Linked DNA regions of Homo sapiens: region 2 is linked to region 1. Evidence: chromatin contacts called from ENCODE Hi-C or POLR2A ChIA-PET data. All regions are on one chromosome and are shown on one strand. Each heading gives the region's core, a stretch centred on a gene start or an enhancer-like site at or near the end of the contact. The rest is flanking DNA. Distances are from core to core; before and after follow the strand shown. Region 1 overlaps RAB7A (RAB7A, member RAS oncogene family). Region 2 overlaps EFCC1 (EF-hand and coiled-coil domain containing 1).

The links. A loop is a pair of places that touch in the nucleus more often than their neighbours do. ChIA-PET counts read pairs that join two places held with the same protein, here RNA polymerase II (POLR2A). Pooled maps may share reads with other maps.
Region 2: a loop to region 1 is called in a pooled map, with 3 times the contacts of the local background. The contact joins two enhancer-like sites. A Hi-C loop is called at or near these places in 6 of 50 pooled maps. POLR2A ChIA-PET finds 5 or more read pairs at or near these places in 2 of 52 experiments (Panc1 and T-cell).

The regions. Positions count from the first base shown.
Region 1 is chr3:128,799,850-128,806,114 of GRCh38, forward strand. All of the region lies in intron 3 of RAB7A (RAB7A, member RAS oncogene family), which reads left to right. Among named protein-coding and RNA genes, the nearest start is that of MIR12124, 44 kb to the right of the region's middle. RefSeq lists an enhancer at 4,555-4,674. Within about 2 kb of position 4,447, at least 14 of the 41 ENCODE cell types and tissues checked have a DNase peak (open chromatin) inside an H3K27ac peak, as active enhancers do.
Region 2 is chr3:129,014,390-129,020,681 of GRCh38, forward strand. All of the region lies in intron 2 of EFCC1 (EF-hand and coiled-coil domain containing 1), which reads left to right. It also overlaps a transcript of CFAP92 not described here. Among named protein-coding and RNA genes, the nearest start is that of EFCC1, 16 kb to the left of the region's middle. RefSeq lists enhancers at 1,537-2,044, 1,758-1,867, 1,888-1,937, 2,615-3,116 and a silencer at 2,718-2,877. Within about 2 kb of position 2,867, at least 23 of the 41 ENCODE cell types and tissues checked have a DNase peak (open chromatin) inside an H3K27ac peak, as active enhancers do.

The sequences.
Region 1 (6,265 bases), core at 3,197-5,696:
AGACCACTCTGTAGGGACATTTAGTACCGCAGGAGAGAAGATGAGTTCATAACCACATGAGGAAATAATGTACCACAAGAGATGTTCACAATGACTAGAGATGTTCTAAAAAGAAATAGAAACCATAATGGAAAGGGATACTATAAAAAAATGAGGATATGGAAAACTTAGAACTTCAAGAAGTGAAAACATAGTATTGAAATAAGCTAAAGGAACAGTTAAACTGTAGATTAAATGGAGCTGAAAAAAGCAGTAAGCCGTAAGAGCTGAGCAAATTTTCTAAAAGAAGACTTAAAATTGTAGAAGACCGAAAAGCAAAATCTTAAGAGCAACTATAGAAAAAAAAGACATGACTTATAAAGGAACAACAGACTGACAAATTCTCAACAGAAGGCAGAAGGGAGTAGAATTACTTCAGGGAGCTGGGGTAAAGGCCCATCTGAAGATTCTCCATGTGTCACAGCAAGACTCAGACTGCCTTTTGCTGAGGGAAAATAGAACTTCTCCAGCTGAGCTGTGGTTTTGGTAGCCATGTGGGCCAGCGAATTCAGAAATCAGAGTTCGGCCCCTGCTGGGTCGGGGGTTGTCATAACAGTCCCGTCTGTACTACTAAGCTGGGACCTTGGGGCGCTGCACTCTTGAAGTAAACCCCATCAGGAGATCCACAGCGCACTGTGGGCTTCTCAAGAAGCCCAAATTCCAGGAAGGATAAATAAAAAGAATTCTGTGTAAGTCATAATGAAACTAAAAAAGAAAAAGGCTTAAAAATAGACTGAGGAAAACCTGACAAGCACAGCACTGAGGCTGTCAGGTGACTCTTGGCAGTAGCAGCAGAGCCCAGCAGGCAGTGGGGTATGTTGGGAAAGAGACGGGCAGCACAGTGTTCTGTCTCTGCTGAAATAACCCTCCTGAATGAAAGAGTACATCTTTAAGGGCTAGTGGCAGAAGTTCTAAAGGATAACTCCAGGCAGAAAGTGATTTCATGTAGATGAGGAAAGAGTGGAAAAAGATAACAAGTTCCCAAGAGATTGAAGCAAAAGGATGACCCTTGTGCTCTTGCAGCCAGCTTCAGATACTAGAAGTAAATGAAAATCATTGTCTCTGCACAAAGGCGTCATTATCCTGATCTTGAGGAATCCTCATGTGTTTTTCGAGGGCTTTTAGCAGCTTGCAGTAAAACATAATCAAAATAAAACAAGGCACCACAAGAAAGAACCAGTGGAAACTTCCCTGGTAATTCCAGAGTGTTTTTTGTATTTAAAGAAATAAGGAGGATACAGAGTTTCAGTTATATGAGATGAATAAATCCTAGAGATGTGTACAGCATAGTGCCTGTAGTTAACAATACTGTATTGTACACTTAAAAATTTGCATGCTGGATGCGGTGGCTCATGCCTGTAATCCTAGTGCTTTGGGAGGCCAAGAGAGGAGTTTGAGACTAGCCTGGGCAAAATAGCACATTTCATCTCTACAAAAAAATTTTTTGAAAGAATTTACTAAGAGGATCTTATTTTAAGTGTTCTTATCACAAAAAGTAATAATAAGAGGATGGGGGGAACCTTTTGATGAGTAGGTTTGTGGCCTACATTGTAGTGATGGTTTGTGTGCAGCCTTTGTATGTCAGCCATACCTCACTAAAGGGGCTTTGGTTAAAGATAAGATAATCGTTTATCTGCAGGGAAGAAACGAAACAGTTAACATTGATAGGGGGAGAAAATGAAGCACAATCAATGAAATTTGGAAATTCAGAGAATGCTGCTAAATCATAGCAGATTGGCCACACCAGAAAAGGGCTGGAAGAATGAAAGAAAAATGGCAGGAAATATGAAAGAAATAAGTGAAAGTGAGAAGGTTGGACCTACTTTTAATCAGTCTCAGAAGGTGTAAAGAGAGAATAATAGATCAAAGATGATATTTGCTGAGAATTTTCGAGAATTGGTGTGGCACCAATCCACTGACTCAAGAAGCCCAAATTCCAGGAAGGATAAATAAAAAGAATTCTGTGTAAGTCATAATGAAATTAAAAAAAAAAGACTTAAAAATAGACTGAGGAAAACCTGACAAGCACAGCACTGAGGCTGCCAGGTGACTCTTGGCAGTAGCAGCAGAGCCCAGCAGGCAGTGGGGTATGTTGAGAAAGAGATGGGCAGCACAGTGTTCTGTCTCTGCTGAAATAACCCTCCTGAATGAAAGAGTACATCTTTAAGGGCTAGTGGCAGAAGTTCTAAAGGATAACTCCAGGCAGAAAGTGATTTCATGAAGATAGGTCTGAAGGAAGAACACTTCAATAGTATACTTGTATCTATTTTTGGAATCGTGAGTATGTAACTTCCAAAGTAATATGAGGAAACAAAGATCAGAACTGTGTAATCTAATGTGTAGGGAAAGATTAGTGACTGCTGTGTTTCTTGTTTTTTAAAGTTCTCTATACTGTTCAGAAAGAATCTGAAATTGATTAGTATCTTAGATGGAATCAAATAGGCATGACAAATTTCCAGGGAACAGTTTATTGTGAGTTTGTGGTAGTTTAAACAGTGATATTAGTATAGTAATACACAGAGCACAGGAACAGAGGGCACAGGGTGCACCTCTCTGGTAATACATGGAGAGAAGGGTGTTGTAGGGTACATATTTTATTTTATTTTATTTATGTATGTATGTATTTATTTATTTATTTTTGAGATGGAGTCTCACTCTGTCGCCCAGGCTGGAGTGCAGTGGCGTGATCTTGGCTCACTGCAACCTCCGCCTCCTGGGTTCAAGCAATTCTGCCTCAGCCTCCCGAGTAGCTGGGACTACAGGTGTGTGCCACCACGCCCAGCTAATTTTTTGTATTCTTAGTAGAGATGGGGTTTCACCATGTTAGCCAGGATGGTCTTGATCTCTTGACCTCATGATCTGGCCGCCTCAGCCTCCCACGGCGCTGGGATTACAGGCGTGAGCTACCACACCCAGCCTATTTTTTATTTTTTTTGAGACAGGAGTCTCACTGTCGCCCAGGCTGGAGTGCAGTGGCCTGATCTCAGCTCACTGCAACCTCTGCCTCCCCGATTCAGGCAATTCTCCTGCCTCGGCCTCCCAAGTAGCTGGGATTACAGGCGCCTGCCACCACGCTTGGCTAATTTTTTGTATTTATTTTTAGTAGAAACGGGGTTTCACCATGTTGGCCAGGCTGGTCTCGAACTGCCGACCTCAGGTGATCCACCTACCTTGGCCTCCCAAAGTCCTGGGATTACAGGCATGAGCCACTGCGCTCAGCCAGTAGGGTAAATAAGTGGGACCAGGACAGGGCTTTACATTCTAGCTTGGGGGAACCAGAGGATTCAAGACCTGAAGGTGGAAAAAATACAAAGTGAAAACTTAAAAAATGAAAATAGTGAATACTTTTCACCTTTGGCATTTGAAAATACAGAAAGTACAAATCATAAAATGTTGAAGATTGATTAATAGATTACATTAAACATGTAAATAACAAGATTCCCAGACTAACAAGAACAAACCACACAAGCAGGTGACAAAGATGATAATGCCTAATAGTATCCAAGCAGTAGGTAACCTGGTGGATGCTAGAATATAGGGAGTGGAACAGCCTCTGGTTGATGGTAGGAGTGTAGTAATGAGTACAACCTTTTCAGTAGAAACTGCCACTCTGCTCCCCAGTGTTGAACATAGACATATGCAGCAATCCAGAGTTCTGAGTCTGAGTGTATGGCCTAGAGAAACTTATCTCTGGACATTATGAGAGAGTTGTAATGAGAGTTATCATTGCAGCCTTGCATGGGGAGTGAAAAACTGCAAATAACTCAAATGATCTGGGGAACTAAGTGAGTCTATTAAAGCAGTGGAATATTATATAACTGTTAACTTTTGGGAATGAAAAAAGACAAGTTGCAAAAAGCTGTACAGGATGATAATGTTTATGTAAGGCATCTCTTCAGGAGCATTTACTTGTGGTGAAGAAGGAAGAAAATGCAATGAGGGAAGGGTTAACTCTTGGAAAAAACGGATAAAAATAACAGTGTTAATTTTTGTCACATCAGAATATTGGGTAGACAGTTATAAGGGTATAATTTTAAATGGAGAAAACAAAACATTTTGAAACAAGCAGGCTGGCTGGTTTCCTGTTTTGATGTGGTCTAGAGAAAAAGAATAAAAGCCCCTTACTCAAGCTGTAGCTTACCTAACTTCCAAACAATCAGCAACAAAAAACCCCGAGAAACTGTTATCACAAGTTCCTGCTTCATGGGGCTAGGGACCTCCCTGGGCCCCCCCCCGCCCCCAGCATGTGCAGTTAGACTTCAACTTCAACTTATAGTTACCTTTTCCTCATTTTAATGCCAAAAGTCACACCCAGGATGGAGATTTAACCTGCTAGTGCTACACGCAATTTCTGAAGAAGCATGTTTAGCCACTGTGCATGCACTAGAAAAACCCCTCCTATATACATATCCTGACATCACCCCTCCCCACAGGAAAGCCCTTTAAAGTTAACTCCCACACTGCTTTCAGAGAACAGCTGCCCCTTTCCTTTTGCAGTGCTAGCTCACTATGCATAAGCTAATACACTTTCACTTTCTCTTTGCTATTGTGTCTGGTGATCTCTCTTGATTTCTATCATGGAAGATTCCAAGAACCCAGGTCGCTGTTAACAATTTCAATTAAAATATTAAAAAATTTAAAAATCACAGTCAGCCATAGGACTGTACTTGTTGATGTTTTGATAAATATGGCCTTTACTTTTGTAAATTCAAAGTTAAATTAATTTTGGTAACTTTCTAGGAACCCGTCAACTTGTTGACTTCTTTTTGATGTATTACTTTGCCTTCTCTGTGTATCTGAGTTCCAGATGATGAATTGGTTCCACCTAACAGTAACAGAGTTCTTATGTAATTTTGCTTGTAGGAGTCTATCTGAAAAAAGCCATTTGACATACAGAGAAAGCTCTCTATGCTAATGTTCATTGCTGAGTTGTTTATAATGATAGGAAATTGTCAGCAATATTTTCTTAAAAATAGGAATCGATGGTTCACTAAATCTGTTGGGCAGCAGTAAAGTCCAGTGAACCTGCTCTCCCATGTCACCCCATCTGCTGTTGCCAGAGTGCCCTAGTGCGTGACGGGGTAGAGGGGAGGAACTTGGGAGAATGTGGAGAGTATCACATGTGCAGTCTAGGAGTGCAGTCTAGGATTTCAGCTACAGAAAACCTCCGCGCATATGACTAGAACAAGACATGAACTCCTTCCTGTGTGGGAGGATGCCAAGTGTTCTTTTGTTTGTTTGTTTGTTTGTTTGTTTGAGAATGGGGTCACTTCTCCACTGACAGAGATGCATACATATTCCATGTAGAACATTGGAGAACCAGGAGAGCACAGGGATGAGTACCACCAGCAGTCCCGATCCTGTTTAGTCTACATGTGTGGACTTTGTTTATTGTATCTGGGCAAGGGAGCATTTAGTGCCCTAGCCTGCCGAGAGGCAGTGGAGTCATTAGAAATAAATTTGTCTTTTTTGCCCTTCATCCTTATATCTGAGTTGTTATCATGTTCGTCCGGCTCTGTTTGAGTGCCTGTTACGGATCTAGGGCAGTAAGTATACCCAGCCTTGCTCTTAAATCTAGCATGGCAGTGAATGAGGTGACCAGCTTAGAGCTGGGCGGTAGTACCTGGTTTAATCTTTACTCTGGTGTGTGTTCTCATTGTCTTTCTCTTGATCTCTTTTTGTCAAGAGTTTTTCATTTGTTTTGTTTTTTGAGGTATAATACAAATGAAATATAACATGCTAATCTTTTTTGTTGTTTAGGCAAACTTTTCTCTTTTTTTTGAGACAGAGTTTCGCTCTTATCACCCAGGCTGGAGGGCAATGGCACGATCTTGGCTCACCGCAACCTGCGCCTCCCAGGTTCAAGCAATTCTCCTGCCTCAGCCTCCCAAGTAGCTAGGATTACAGGCATGCACCACCATGCCTGGCTAATTTTGTATTTATAGTAGAGACAGGGTTTCTCCATGTTGGTCAGGCTGGTCTCAAACTCCTGACCTCCGGTGATCCACTGTGCCTGGCTAGGCAAACTTTTCATACAGTAAAATGCATAGATTGAACTATATCACTCGTGAGTCATCACCTCACTTCCCTATTGAACTGTATCATTCGTGAGTCATCACCTCACTTCCCTATATTTCCATTGCTCTCAGAAAGTTCCCAGAGTACCTAAGTTTTATTTATAGTTCAAATTTTACACACTTACCTACATGTGACCACTACTTGGATC
Region 2 (6,292 bases), core at 1,617-4,116, 210 kb after region 1:
GCGTTGGCTTCTCCTGCGGCCTCTCTCCTGGGCTGGCAGCCAGGGCCGCCTTCTCCCTGTATCCTCGCGTGGTCTTCCTTCTGTGTGTATTTCTGTCCTAATCCCCTCTTCTTAGAAGGACACCAGTCAGACTGGATTAGGGCCCACCCTAAAGACCTCATTTTAACTTGATTACCTCATTAAAGGTCCCATCGCCAAATAAGATCACATTATGAGGAGCTCTGGGGGTCTGGACATCAACATATGAATTGGGGAGACACAACCAGCCCATCACAGGAGACTTCTCTGAGATGTGACCCTGGAATTGAGGCCTGAGTGGCAAGGTGGGGCCATGACTTGTGTGATCCAGGGCGGAGGTGACTCCCATAGCAAAATCACAGGGCTGGGCACAAGCTTGGCTTGTCTGCACTGCCTGCACGGGGACGAGCAGGTTGGAGCCAGCCTGGATGCCGAGGGGCCAGTGAGGAGGGGCCAGTGAGGAGGAGCAGGTGAAGAGCCCTCCTCACCTGTACACACGGAGTCCTGCTAAGTCTCAGCTCCAAGTGGCTCAGACCCACCTGCTACTCTCCAGTCGCACCCACCACCCAGCCCAGCCCCAGCACCACTCCTGGACAGCTGTCCTAGCCTCCTGACTGGTGTCCCAGCTCCATCAGAACCACGGACCACACAGCATCAGGTTAATCTTTTCAACACCCAGATCCCACCTCGGGCTCGCCCACTCACAACTCTCCTGTGACCTCCTCTGGTGACCATCATGACTGTGAGTGACCAGGCCCTTTCCCATCCTCTCCTGCAGCCACACTGACCCTCCAGGGCTCCCCTTCTCAGGCCCTTTGGGCATACGGCTCCCTCCACCATCCCCAAGCCTACTCCTGACCAATCCACATTCACCCTTCAGGTCTTGCCAGACCCCAACTCTTTAGGGAGGCCCCACCTCCATCTACAGCCTCTTCCTAACGTCTTTCACGGCCCCTGGACTTTTCTGTCCTTCATGTATTTTTGTGATGACTTCATTGAGGTCTGCTCCTTCGGGGGGGGAGGTTGCGGGGTAAGCTCTGTGAGGTCAGGGGCCATGCCATTGCTAAGGACAGTGGCTGGCTCAATACTTCATCCTTCGGTGAATTAAAGAACCAAGTCAGCAGCTTGGGCTGGCAGGGCCTTAGAAGTCACCCAGCCCAGGCTGACACCCTGCACGGCGCCCCCGAGAGCTGAGTGTCCGTGTCTGCTCGCACACTCCTGTTGCACCCTTCCCACCGCCATCCCCTGCTCAGTAAAGTTGGGGGGGTTCCCGAATTCAGGTAGGGACCAGAGAGGAGTCACAGAGGACCCCTGAGGACTGTCCCCCCACCCCTTGTGATTTATTTTCCGCCCTTCCTCTGCTGCATCCCGCCCCCCTACCCCAAGCTGTTCTTCCTGCTGTTGTTCTCTTGTTTTCACATGTTGCTCTCTGTTTCCTGTAAGGCTGCTTCACTCAGGAAACGCCATGCAGCAAAGGAAGCCGCTGTGTGCGAACCTCCAGGACCTCCCAGAGTAGGTGCTGCAGCGTGGCCGTGGCCTGATGGCCCAAAGTAGCCTGGCTGGGTTCTGAGGGACCTGTCAGCTCTGCAGCTTCCTGAGACTTGCTGAGTCACTGAGCGGCTCAGAGCATAGGAAGCAGAGAGAAAAAGACAGCAGTGACATTTTTCATCTATTCCAGAATAAACTGAGCCCAGGCGGTGTAATGGGCTTTTGATGCGTCCCCCTGGCTTTGATGTGATGCCTTGACCGCTCCCTTGGTTACAGCAAGTTAACCGGTCAAACACTAAGCTACAGTTGCTGTACAGGTATTCTGCATATGGATTAAAGTCTGTCATCAGTTGACTTTAGGTAAGGGACATTATCCTGGCTGGTCTGGGTGGGCTTCAAGAGCCAAACAGGCTTCTGTGTGAAAGAGAAGTTCCACCTGTGGACAGAAGGGTGTGGAATCCATCTACAGCCAGGCCTACAAGCTGTAGCTCTTTCTGAAGGACTTTATGACAAGGAAGTGGGCTGTGTGATTGTGGGGGCTGGCTAAGCAAGCCTGAAGTCCACAAAAGGGAAGCTGGCAGGCAGGTGGAGCTCATGGGCACGCCCGTGTCTAGAGCCTCTGGGGAAGCCCATAAGCCGTGCCCGTGAGCTCCACCTGCCTGCCAGCTTCCCTTCTGTGGATTCCAGACTCATTTAGCCAGCCCCCGTGATCACACAGGCCACCTGCTTGTCATAAAGCCCTGGAGACAGAGCTACAGCTGCAGGCATGGCTGTAGATGGATTCCACACACTGGCCCCACTTCTCTGGTCAAACCCTGACTCGTACAGGGCCTGAGGCAGGAGGGGGCGGAACTGATTAAGGAACAAAAGCTAACATTTTTGAGCACTCACTGGGTGTTAGGCACTGCACTAAGGACTTTATCTGTACAACCTTATTGCACTCCCAAGCAGTGCTGTGAGTGGTTTATCAGTGATGATGCTTTATGCTGCAAGAACATAAAACCCAACTCAGAATGGCTTAAACCACAAGGACATTTATTATCTCATGTGAGAAGTCCAGGGGAGAGCAGTTCCTTGGCAGTTCAGTAAAGTTTTCAAGGACCTGATTCATCTTCCACTCTGTTTTCCTCAGCTTGTCATTTTGGCCTGTCAGCAAGGACCCCTCATGGTTGCAAGAGAGCTGCCATGGCCTCAGGCATCACTGCCATATCCACGGGTCCTCCTGGCAGACTTCCCCTCACCTCTCTTTGGCCAGAATTGCATCACATGCCTGTTTCTAAACCAATCTGAAGGAAGCTTCATGATTGAGGCTTCGTGAAGGCGGCTTCATGATTGGCTCAGGCCAGTCAAGTCTCTCTGGGAGCACAAGGCCACAGTCGGGGTTGAGCTGACAGCAGATGGGGTGTGGTTGTTTGGATGGCTGAATTTGGTTTCTATCACAACCATAGCCGATCACCACACTCTTAGTGACTTGAAACAACACCCACCTGTGACCTCATAATTCCGTAGGCCGGAAGTCCAGGCGGGCGTGGCGGGCTTCTCTGCACAAGCTCGCACAAGGCCGAAAGCAAGGCACCCTTGGCCGGGTCTGGACCCCCTGGGAAAGCCCGTTCCAGTGTTGGCAGAATCCAGCTCCTTTTGGCCGTGGGACCGAGGCCCTATTTCCTTGCCGGCTGTCAGCTGGGGTTGCTCTCTGCATTCCTTCACCCACATTGCTTTCATCTTCCAGCCAGCAACGACCTGCCCCATGTCCTTCTCACACTTCACATCTCTCTCACAGCCTCTTCTACACCAGCCCAGAAAGCTATCTGCATTTCAAGGGACTTGTGTGATTAGACAGGGATAATCCCGTCTTCTGGTCAGCTGTGCCACAGAACATCATGCCATCTCTGAGTGACAGGCTCACTTCACTCACAGGCTTTGAGAATTAGGGTGTGGAACTTGGGGGCCCATTCCTAGACATTCTGCCCACCCCCGTGAGGCAGACATTTCACTGGAAAGAAAGTTAACCTCAGAGAAGTGAAGTGAGTTCCTCAAGGCTGTACCAGCCAGGAAGTTATGGCTGCAAACAACAGAAATCAATGCTGCTCATTGAAGCAAGAAAATAACAGCCCTCCCTCCTGGCTACCATATAGTATGCAGTCCTGGCCATACAAGAGGGTCCCTGTGCCCCTCAGGGTGGTCTTTTTATCCCCAGCCAGATGCTTGGTTTCAATTATTCTATAACCTAATAGGATTAGTTATCTTAGGAAATCCAGAGGTGCTGGCTGGCCTTGGGAGTAAAGATGAGACCTCAGTTCTCCAGGCTCATTAAACATGTTTGCCTCCATAGGGAGACAAATTGTCTCCATAGGGAGCAGAAGTCATCAGTTAAATCCGGGGTTAGCAAACTACAGCCTGTGGGCCAGTCCAGCTCCACCCTTATTTTTATACAATCCACAAACTAAGAATAGTTTTTACATTTTTAAATGGCTAGGAAAAAACTAAAAAAGGGATATTTCATGACATATGAAAATTTCATAAAATTCAAATTTTAGTGTCGATGAATAAAGTTTTATTGGAACACAGCCATGTCCACTTGTTTACATATTTTCTGGGACTGCTCCTGTGCAGAGTGGAGTAGCTCTGACAACAACCTCATGGGCTTCAAAGCCTGAAGTATTTACTCTCTGGCCCTTTATGGCATAAGTATGCCAGCCCTGAGTCAAATGACAATGTGCTGGTCATTGGTGACCAGCAATTCCAACCTTGGGATTCCTCATGTATTCTGAGCAGGGGACTGGGCAGGGGCAGGGATGGACTCTCTCACCTCTTGTTCCCACACGCCTTCCTGCCCTTCAGGCAGTCCCTCCCCGGTGATTTCTCTGTATCTTCTTGTTGGGATGTGTTCTTGCGAAGTGAGTCTTTCGGGTCTGTTTGCACCCCATTGGCGGCGTTGTGGCACATGTCTCACTGTGCCTCTGACTCCCCACTCGGCGCTGGAGTTCCCACCCCAAATGTTGTTCTGCGAGTGCATCTTCTGGCTGCTTTTCCCCTCTGCAAACTCCTCCATCCACTCCCAGGGGTGGACACTAGGCTGCCTCCAACTGCCTGCCACTCCAGATGACACCAAGTGCGTGTCCTCCCCCACACCACCGTGCAGCAGCCTGCTGTGAGAACTGTCCCAGGAGAGGGGTTGCTGGGTCTTGTGGAGACACATAAATGATTTGACCAAGTGATGCCAGCTGGCCCCAGTGTGTTCTTTGATGTAATCAGGTTCACCAAATTCTTTTGGCTTTATGATTTTTGCCTTTGAATTCTTGAGTGGTCCTCCGTTCCTAGGTCACAAGGGTATTCTGCTGGATATTCTTTTGTTTTAATTGTATCTTTTAGGTGTTCAGTCCACCTGGAGTCTACCCTTTTGGGTGATGAAGACAGGGACCCAGCTTTAAGTTTGTCCTGGGTAGGTTTAGGTTTAGCGAGGGCTGGCTACCTTCACTCACATGGGATTTAGAAGCCCAGTCAGTCCACTCATCAGTGTTTGTCTTAGTGGTTTGCTCATCAGTCCAATAATTCCTTTGAGGATGTGAGACCGCAGCAGGACCCTCACTTGTATATATTTTGTGTTTATATAAACAGTCACATTCTAGATTCATATAATTGTAGTACAAACAAGAGAGAACTACAGTTCTGGGAAAAATGACTGTAAACTATTTAACTTTTAATATAAGTTGTAGATCAGCACTGTCCAACTGGACTTTATGAGATGATGGAAACGCTTTCTGGCTGCACTGGTAGCTGTGAGCCACAGGTAGCTACTGAGCACTTGATGTAGCTAGCATAACTGAGGAACTGAATTCTTAGTTTTATTTAACTTTGATTAAATTTACTTTTTTTTTTTTTTTTTTTTTGAGACTGAGTTTCGCTCTTGTTGCCCAGGCTGGAGTGCAATGGTATGATCTCAGCTCACTGCAACCTCCACCTCCCAGATTCAAGCGATTCTCCTGCCTCAGCCTCCCAAGTAGCTGGGACTATAGGTACCCACCACCACGCCCGGCTAATTTTTGTATTTTTAGTAGAGACAGGTTTTCACCATGTTGGCCAGGCTGGTCTCGAACTCCTGACCTCAGGTGATCCACCTACCTCAGCCTCCCAAAGTGCTGGGATTACAGGTATGAGCCATCGCAACCAGCCTGATTAAATTTAAATAGCTACATGTGACTGTGGTTACCATATTGGACGATGCAGGCCAGATTAAAACACTAGGACAGCACTGCAGAAATTTATGCATTTATTTGAGGTTTTAGGGGGTAAAATGAGAAACAGAAAAGGAAAGATGAACAAGCAGGAAGCTGTAAACAGAGTGTGGGAGTTAATATTTGTTAAGTGCCTACTCTGTGCCAGGCACATACATCCCTAATTTAGCCCTGACTTGCACCCTATGAGCTTGGGTGACTTACTCCCATTTAAAAGATTGGGAAGGCTGGACAGATGGCCCACACCTGTAATCCCAGCATTTTGGGAGGCCGAGATGGGTGAATCACTTGAGCCCAGGAGTTCAAGATCAACCTGGGCAACATAGTGAGACTCCATCTCTACAAAAAATACAAAAATTGGCTGAGCATGGTGGCCTGCACCTGTGGTCCCAGCTACTGAGGAGGCTGAGGTGGGAGGATCACTTGAGCCTGGGAGGTTGAGGCTGCAGTGAGCTGAGATCACGCCACTGCATTCCAGCCTGGGCAACAGAGTAACACCCTGTCTCAATAAATAAATAATAAAATGATGGGAAAGTTGAGTCTCAAAGAGG